Linked DNA regions of Homo sapiens: region 2 is linked to region 1. A link is an interaction called in ENCODE POLR2A ChIA-PET data of the cell type or tissue named here. Cell type or tissue: PC-3. All regions are shown on one strand. Links, peaks and the distances in the headings refer to the core of each region. The heading gives the core; the rest is flanking DNA. Region 1 overlaps LOC105374945 (a long non-coding RNA gene). Region 2 has its middle 430 kb from the start of LINC01108.

Region 1 (2,918 bases), core at 153-2,652:
GGGACTACAGATGCCCGCCACATGCCCGGCTAATTTTTTTTTGTATTTTTAGTAGAGACAGGGTTTCACCGTGTTAGCCAGGATGGTCTTGATCTCCTGACCTCGTGATCCTCCCGCCTCGGCCTCCCAACTATTTTTTATTATCTATGCTCTAGAAGCTCTTTATGACTATTGTCACTGTACGGTGGTCTTATGGGTTCATTTGTGTTCCCTCCCTCCACAAATTCATATGTTGAAGTCCTAACCCCCAGTATCTCAGAACGTGACCTTATCTGGAAAGAGGGTTGTTGAAGATGTAATTAGTTCAGATGAGGTCATTAGGGTGGGGCCCTAGTCCAATATTACTGGTGTCCTTATAAAAAGAGGAAGTTTGGGCACAGAGAAATATGCACGCAGGGAGGATGTCACGTGAAGATGAAGGCAGAGATTGGGGCGATGCAGCAGAAGCCAAGAATCGCCCAACACGGCAGCAAACCATCAGGAGCTGGGAGAGACACAGGGAACAGATTTTCCCTCGGGGCTCACAGAAGGAGCCCCCCTTGCCCACACCTTCAACTTGGACTTGCAGTCTCCTGAACCGTGGAACAATGAATTTCTGTTGTTTGAGGCACTTGGTTTGTGGCACCTTGTGATGGCAGCCCTAGGAAACTCACACCAGTAGAAATATGACATTAGATTTCTACAAGCTGGTGAACACCACCTCCCCATACTCCTCGTGCAGTGACTTTGCATTGTTAGCTTGAAATAGCCACAGCAACTGATTTGTAAACAAACGCTACAAATCAGGCTGGATTTATTGTCTCATTGGTTGTCTAGACAAGGGGTTGGGAACTACAGCCTGTGGGCCAAATCTGGGCCCCCACTTGCTTTCATAAAAAGTTTTATTGGGACATAGCAGGGACGCTCTTTTGTGTTCCTGTTGTCGACGGCTGATTTGGCACTACAATGGCCCCGTTGAGTAGTTGTGACAGAGACCGAATAGCTCACAAAGTTAATATTTACTATCTGGCTCGTAAGAGTCAAATTTTATGGAACCCTTGGTCTAGACTTAAGGAAGTGAGGGAGATAATATTAAACATACAGATAAAACTTTAAAGTCTGCCTATCAATAGCCATTACTTTGTGAATGACACAAAAAAATTTGAGAAAATCTTCCTCCAGTCTTTGACAACTGTATCTGATTCTGTAAAGGAGTTGTTCCTATCATTGACGAATGAGTGGAATTCTGACACAGATCTTAGTTGTTTCACTTTCCTGTTGTTTACATAAATGAAAATAGCAACCAACAGCCATCCCAGAACTATACTTGTTCATCAGTTGCCACACTGGTTGGCTACAGAGAAGAGAGTTTGTCAAAAATCAATGGAAGTTGCTGGGTGTGGTGACTCATGCCTGTAATCACAGCACTCTGAGAGGCTGAGGCAGGAGGATGGGGCAGGAGTTCGAGACCAGCCTGGGCAACATAGTGAGACCCTGTCTCTGGTTATTATATTTAAAAATAAAAATAAGTAAAATAAAAATCAATGAAAGCATACATAAGAAACAATTGGCTATATGGAATTTACCAGATTGTGTGTATCATATAGCAGTAAAGTTTATAATAAACCTATGTGTTTACATCTACATATGCACACATTTTCTCTCCTGGAGAGCCACTTATTAAACTTTTATCAGCACGCCACTTCACCTAACCTCTGTGCGACACCTGCAGCTGGGCAGAGGACACATAGTTTGTGGGGCTGTTGCCATATGACTCTGGCCTTGGCTTGGTTTCACCACCATGCTGCCTAAGGGAGCACAGTTGGTAGAAACAACTGCGGTAGGAAGGCCCAGTGGCACGAAGGAACTGGGCTTGGCTACTCCCTGCCCTGGGGGATGGACAGTACGTACCAAGCTTCAGGGGTGAAGCAGGCCTGCTGATGAAGGGGTGCCAATGCAAATCCGAGGTTGGACTTGCTCCCACCAGTGATAGAAGTCCTTCAGCAAGGGAACAACAGGGTGACAGGCCTGATTTAAGAAGCCAGATTTGGTAACAATGTGAAGGACAGATTGGATGGGAACAACCAGCTCTGGGGCTGTCACAATCTGTGGTTTAGTAAACAGAGCTCAGAAAGTCCATGGCTCTGCCCTAGGCATGTTTTTTGGCATTTGTAAAAAAGGCTTGCAAAATGTTAAGAAATGGGATCCTTGCTTGACTGTAGAAGTCTCAATGGAACCCCAGAGCCTACAAAACAGAAAAATAGAAAAGCAATTCTGAAAAGCTTTGCCAAATGGCTGTCATGTGGCTTTCTACCATCCCTCTGTTGCTTTCTAGGTGCCTATTAGAAATGAAGAAATAGTTTGGCAGCGACCTTCCCTTGAAACAAGCAGTTATGGATGGAGGGCCTTGATTTGAAACTAAGACTGTGCATTTGCAGTAACTTGACAAGGCTCTTGGGTTCCATGGAGAATATATTGGGTGGGGCCGCCCACAGCACCTTGGGTTCATCTCTAGCAGGGCATGTCAACTCTTACCTGGTCTTCCCAGCCCGTGACGGCAGATGCCGGGACAGTTGCTCACCACATAGCAAAAGCTGCTCATGACATTGCAAACCCCTCACTACCCAGCAAGGCAATGACTTTAGTCAGTATCCTGTCCTCAGGATGGTCTTCTTACAGCTGCTTCTTTCCCCCAAGCCCAGGTTTGATTTTAGGTGGGAAGGATTTAAGAAACTTTAACTTAGGCCAGGTGTGGTGGTTGACACCTGTAAACCCAGTACATTGAGAGGTTGAGGCGGGATGATTGCTTGAGCCCAGGAATTCAAGACCAGGCTGGGCAACATAGTAAGACCCTGTCTCCCTCTGAAAAAAAAAAAAGAAACTGCAATTTGTTGCTCTGCCATCTGGCATGCAGCCCCGGACTTGTCCGCTACATCGGG
Region 2 (2,918 bases), core at 90-2,589, 170 kb after region 1:
TTGGCTGCCACTCAACTTCAAAGCTCACTTCAGCAGGAGAAATGTGTGAGTTGTATGGAAATGCTGCCCTCTGGACTTTCAGTATTTTAACCCCCGGACTTGATTCAACTGCTTCCCAAATGATTGGAAAGAAATATCCCAAGCCCAGAACTGGAGAAACCCTTTTTTTTTCAGTGACCAAATAGATTTTGGTGTTGTGCCTATGTACCTTTGATCAATTCATATTTCCAATTTGGGGACATGCTTTTTCTAAAGACAAGTGTCTTTCACTTAGAGGAACTTAGCTGATGGATGACTTGTACAGATCCAATTAGTCTTGTTTCAGATTATAGGCATTCAGAAAGAGGTATCTTTTAATGGTTTTTTGGGACCGTGGGAATTTTGTTACAATATCTGTCACATCTTCCAGTAAAAAAGTGATAGCAATTTTTTTCTCTTTGGAGGTCTTTTTAAAATGCCTTCTTTCCTCATTGCTACAGATATGTTCTTGCATAAATCTTTGAAGCAAGCCAATGTCTTCTAGAATCTCATTAAATTTCATGACTTTCCATTCCTTGTGTTGAAAATATATTCCATTTTTTACATAACATTTTAAACATTATCCCTTAAAAAGGTAAAGGATGTTCATAGGGAATCAGAAAGTTTGTAAAACACAAATAATAAAAATTAAAATAATCCATAATGATAAAATTGTCACGTTTTATCCTGTTTATTTTGCTTAGAGAGTGATAGAGCCTTTGTTGGGTGATCATACACTTGTTATTGTTACTGAAGAGTGTGGGGTTCTGGTAAGCATGTTCTGAGAAAGAGAGAGATATTTTGTTTTTCTCTAAAGTGCTTGGATCTTCTATGAGTTGATTTACACTAGCATTTATCATTTTTGTCACTTGTCAGACATCAACAATTCAAGTGGTTGGCATTCAAAGTTGTGTCTAAGAAAGCAGTGTTCAACCATTGTGTTCCACTCTGGGTATGAAAAGGAATTTGCTAGCTAATAACAGAGTATCACAGTTTTGAATAATTTACTTTGTTGATAAATTACAATATATTTTAGAGTGTGCTTCCATAACAATGCTGTTTTTAGATTCTTGCATTCTGATCTGCTTTCTTGAGTGGGAGAGGAAGGAAGGGGCGGGTATACACTTGGCCCACGCGTATGCCCATGGGGCCATATTATTTGTGACTATCATGTAGGCTGTTTGCTGGGTCAGCGGAGAGACAGTGGTCGGCTCTGGGAGGTCACGCCTCCACTACTTGGCCTTCCTTCGGAGGCTCTTACTGGTTTCCACTGGAGAATAAGCTGTGGAAGCACTCTAGTTAATGGTAAGTAGAGAAGGAAGATGGCTGTGGAATGCAGAATATAGGAGTTTGTGTACTCTAATCCCACTGTAATAAACTGTGTTTCTGAAGTTGAGACTCAATTGAGATTACGATTATGCATGTAAATAGTGCATGAAATAACCAACATGACTATATTTAGATATTGGTTATGAATCGAGTCAGACATTTTCAGCAGGAGAAGAGAGCAAGACCTCCTGCAGAGAAAATCTCTGAATGCTGCTGTCCTTTAAACACACGTAGCCTTTCTGACAGGAGGCAAAGTGCCAGCCTCATTGCTTTGGTTTCAGCCACACTGAGCAGAAAGGGTCAGTCTGACTGCTTGCTGAGATTTTTCTCTTCTTTGCTCCATAGTTTCATTGATTTATTTTCTCTCCATCTGTGTTATATATATATATCATTTTTAAATTTTTTGTTTGAGACAGTCTTGTTCTGTCGCCCAGGCTGGAGTACAGTGGCATGATCTTGGCTCACTGCAGCCTCTGCCTCCTGGTTCAAGTGATTCTCGTGTCTCAGCTTCCTGAGTAGCTGGGACTACAGGCGCACACCACCATGCCTCACTAATTTTTGTATTTTTAGTAGAGACAGGGTTTCACCATGTTGGCCAGGTTGGTCTCAAACTCCTGGCGTGAAGTGATCTGCATGCCTGGACCTCTCAAAGTGCTGGGATTACAGGCGTGAGCCACTATGCCCAGCCCTGCTGAGTTTTAGAGCTACAGCTCCTCTGTAGTTGTTTTTTTTTTTTTTTTTTTTTGAGACAGTCTCACTTTGTCACTCAGGCTGGAGTGCATTGGCGCGATCTCGGCTCACTGCAAGCTCCGCCTCCTGGGTTCACGCCATTCTCCTGCCTTGGCCTCCCAAGTAGCTGGGACTACAGGCGCCCACCACCATGCCCAGCTAATTTTTTGTATTTTTAGTAGAGACAGGTTTTCACTGTGTTAGCCAGGATGGTCTCGATTTCCTGACCTCGTGATCTGCCCAGCTCGGCCTCCCAAAGTGCTGGGATTACAGGCGTGAGCCACTGCGCCCAGCCTGTAGTTGTTTTTTGTGGGGAATAGAACAAAATGGAACTAGAAAACTTGAGGCCTTTCAATCACAACCATGCTACATTTTATCTGAACACAGGAGAACCTGATAGTTCCCCCCAGCTCTCTACCTCATTGCTGCAAAGGTGGGATGGCTGCCCAGGGGTGTAGGAGCAGGAATCACAGCTTTAAAAAATATTTTATATTGATACACACTAATTGTACATGTTGATGAAGTACATTTGATATTTGATAGTTGCACACAATGTGTAATGATCAAATCAAGGTAATTGGGATATTCCTCACCTCAAACATTGATCATGTTTTTGTGTTGGGAACATTGCAAATCTTCTAGCTATTTTGCAATATACACTCAATTATTTACTACAGTCACCCTACTGTGCCATCAAACACTAGAACTTATTCCTTCTATCTACCTGTATGTTTGTACTCATTAATCAGTCTCTCTTCATCCCCACTCCCCACTACCCTTTCCAGCCTCTGGTAACCACCCTTCTACTCTCTACCGCCATTAGATCAACTGACAGCTTTTGT

What was found. ChIA-PET counts read pairs that join two places held together with the same protein. Peaks named below come from ENCODE experiments on the same cell type or tissue, not always from the same donor. Only the 100,000 strongest peaks of a DNase experiment are listed, where the experiment ranks them.
Region 2: POLR2A ChIA-PET joins it to region 1 with 5 read pairs; 6 of 35 experiments call an interaction of 5 or more read pairs at or near these places.

Annotation. Positions count from the first base shown.
Region 1 is chr6:14,887,808-14,890,725 of GRCh38, reverse strand. All of the region lies in intron 2 of LOC105374945 (a long non-coding RNA gene), which reads left to right. Among named protein-coding and RNA genes, the nearest start is that of JARID2-DT, 360 kb to the left of the region's middle. In PC-3, for the core only: no CTCF peak of the experiment used is centred there; DNase peaks (open chromatin) are centred at 945 and 1,305; H3K4me3 peaks cover 950 bases; H3K27ac peaks cover 1,942 bases.
Region 2 is chr6:14,717,732-14,720,649 of GRCh38, reverse strand. No RefSeq gene overlaps it. Among named protein-coding and RNA genes, the nearest start is that of LINC01108, 430 kb to the right of the region's middle. In PC-3, for the core only: no CTCF peak of the experiment used is centred there; no DNase peak of the experiment used is centred there.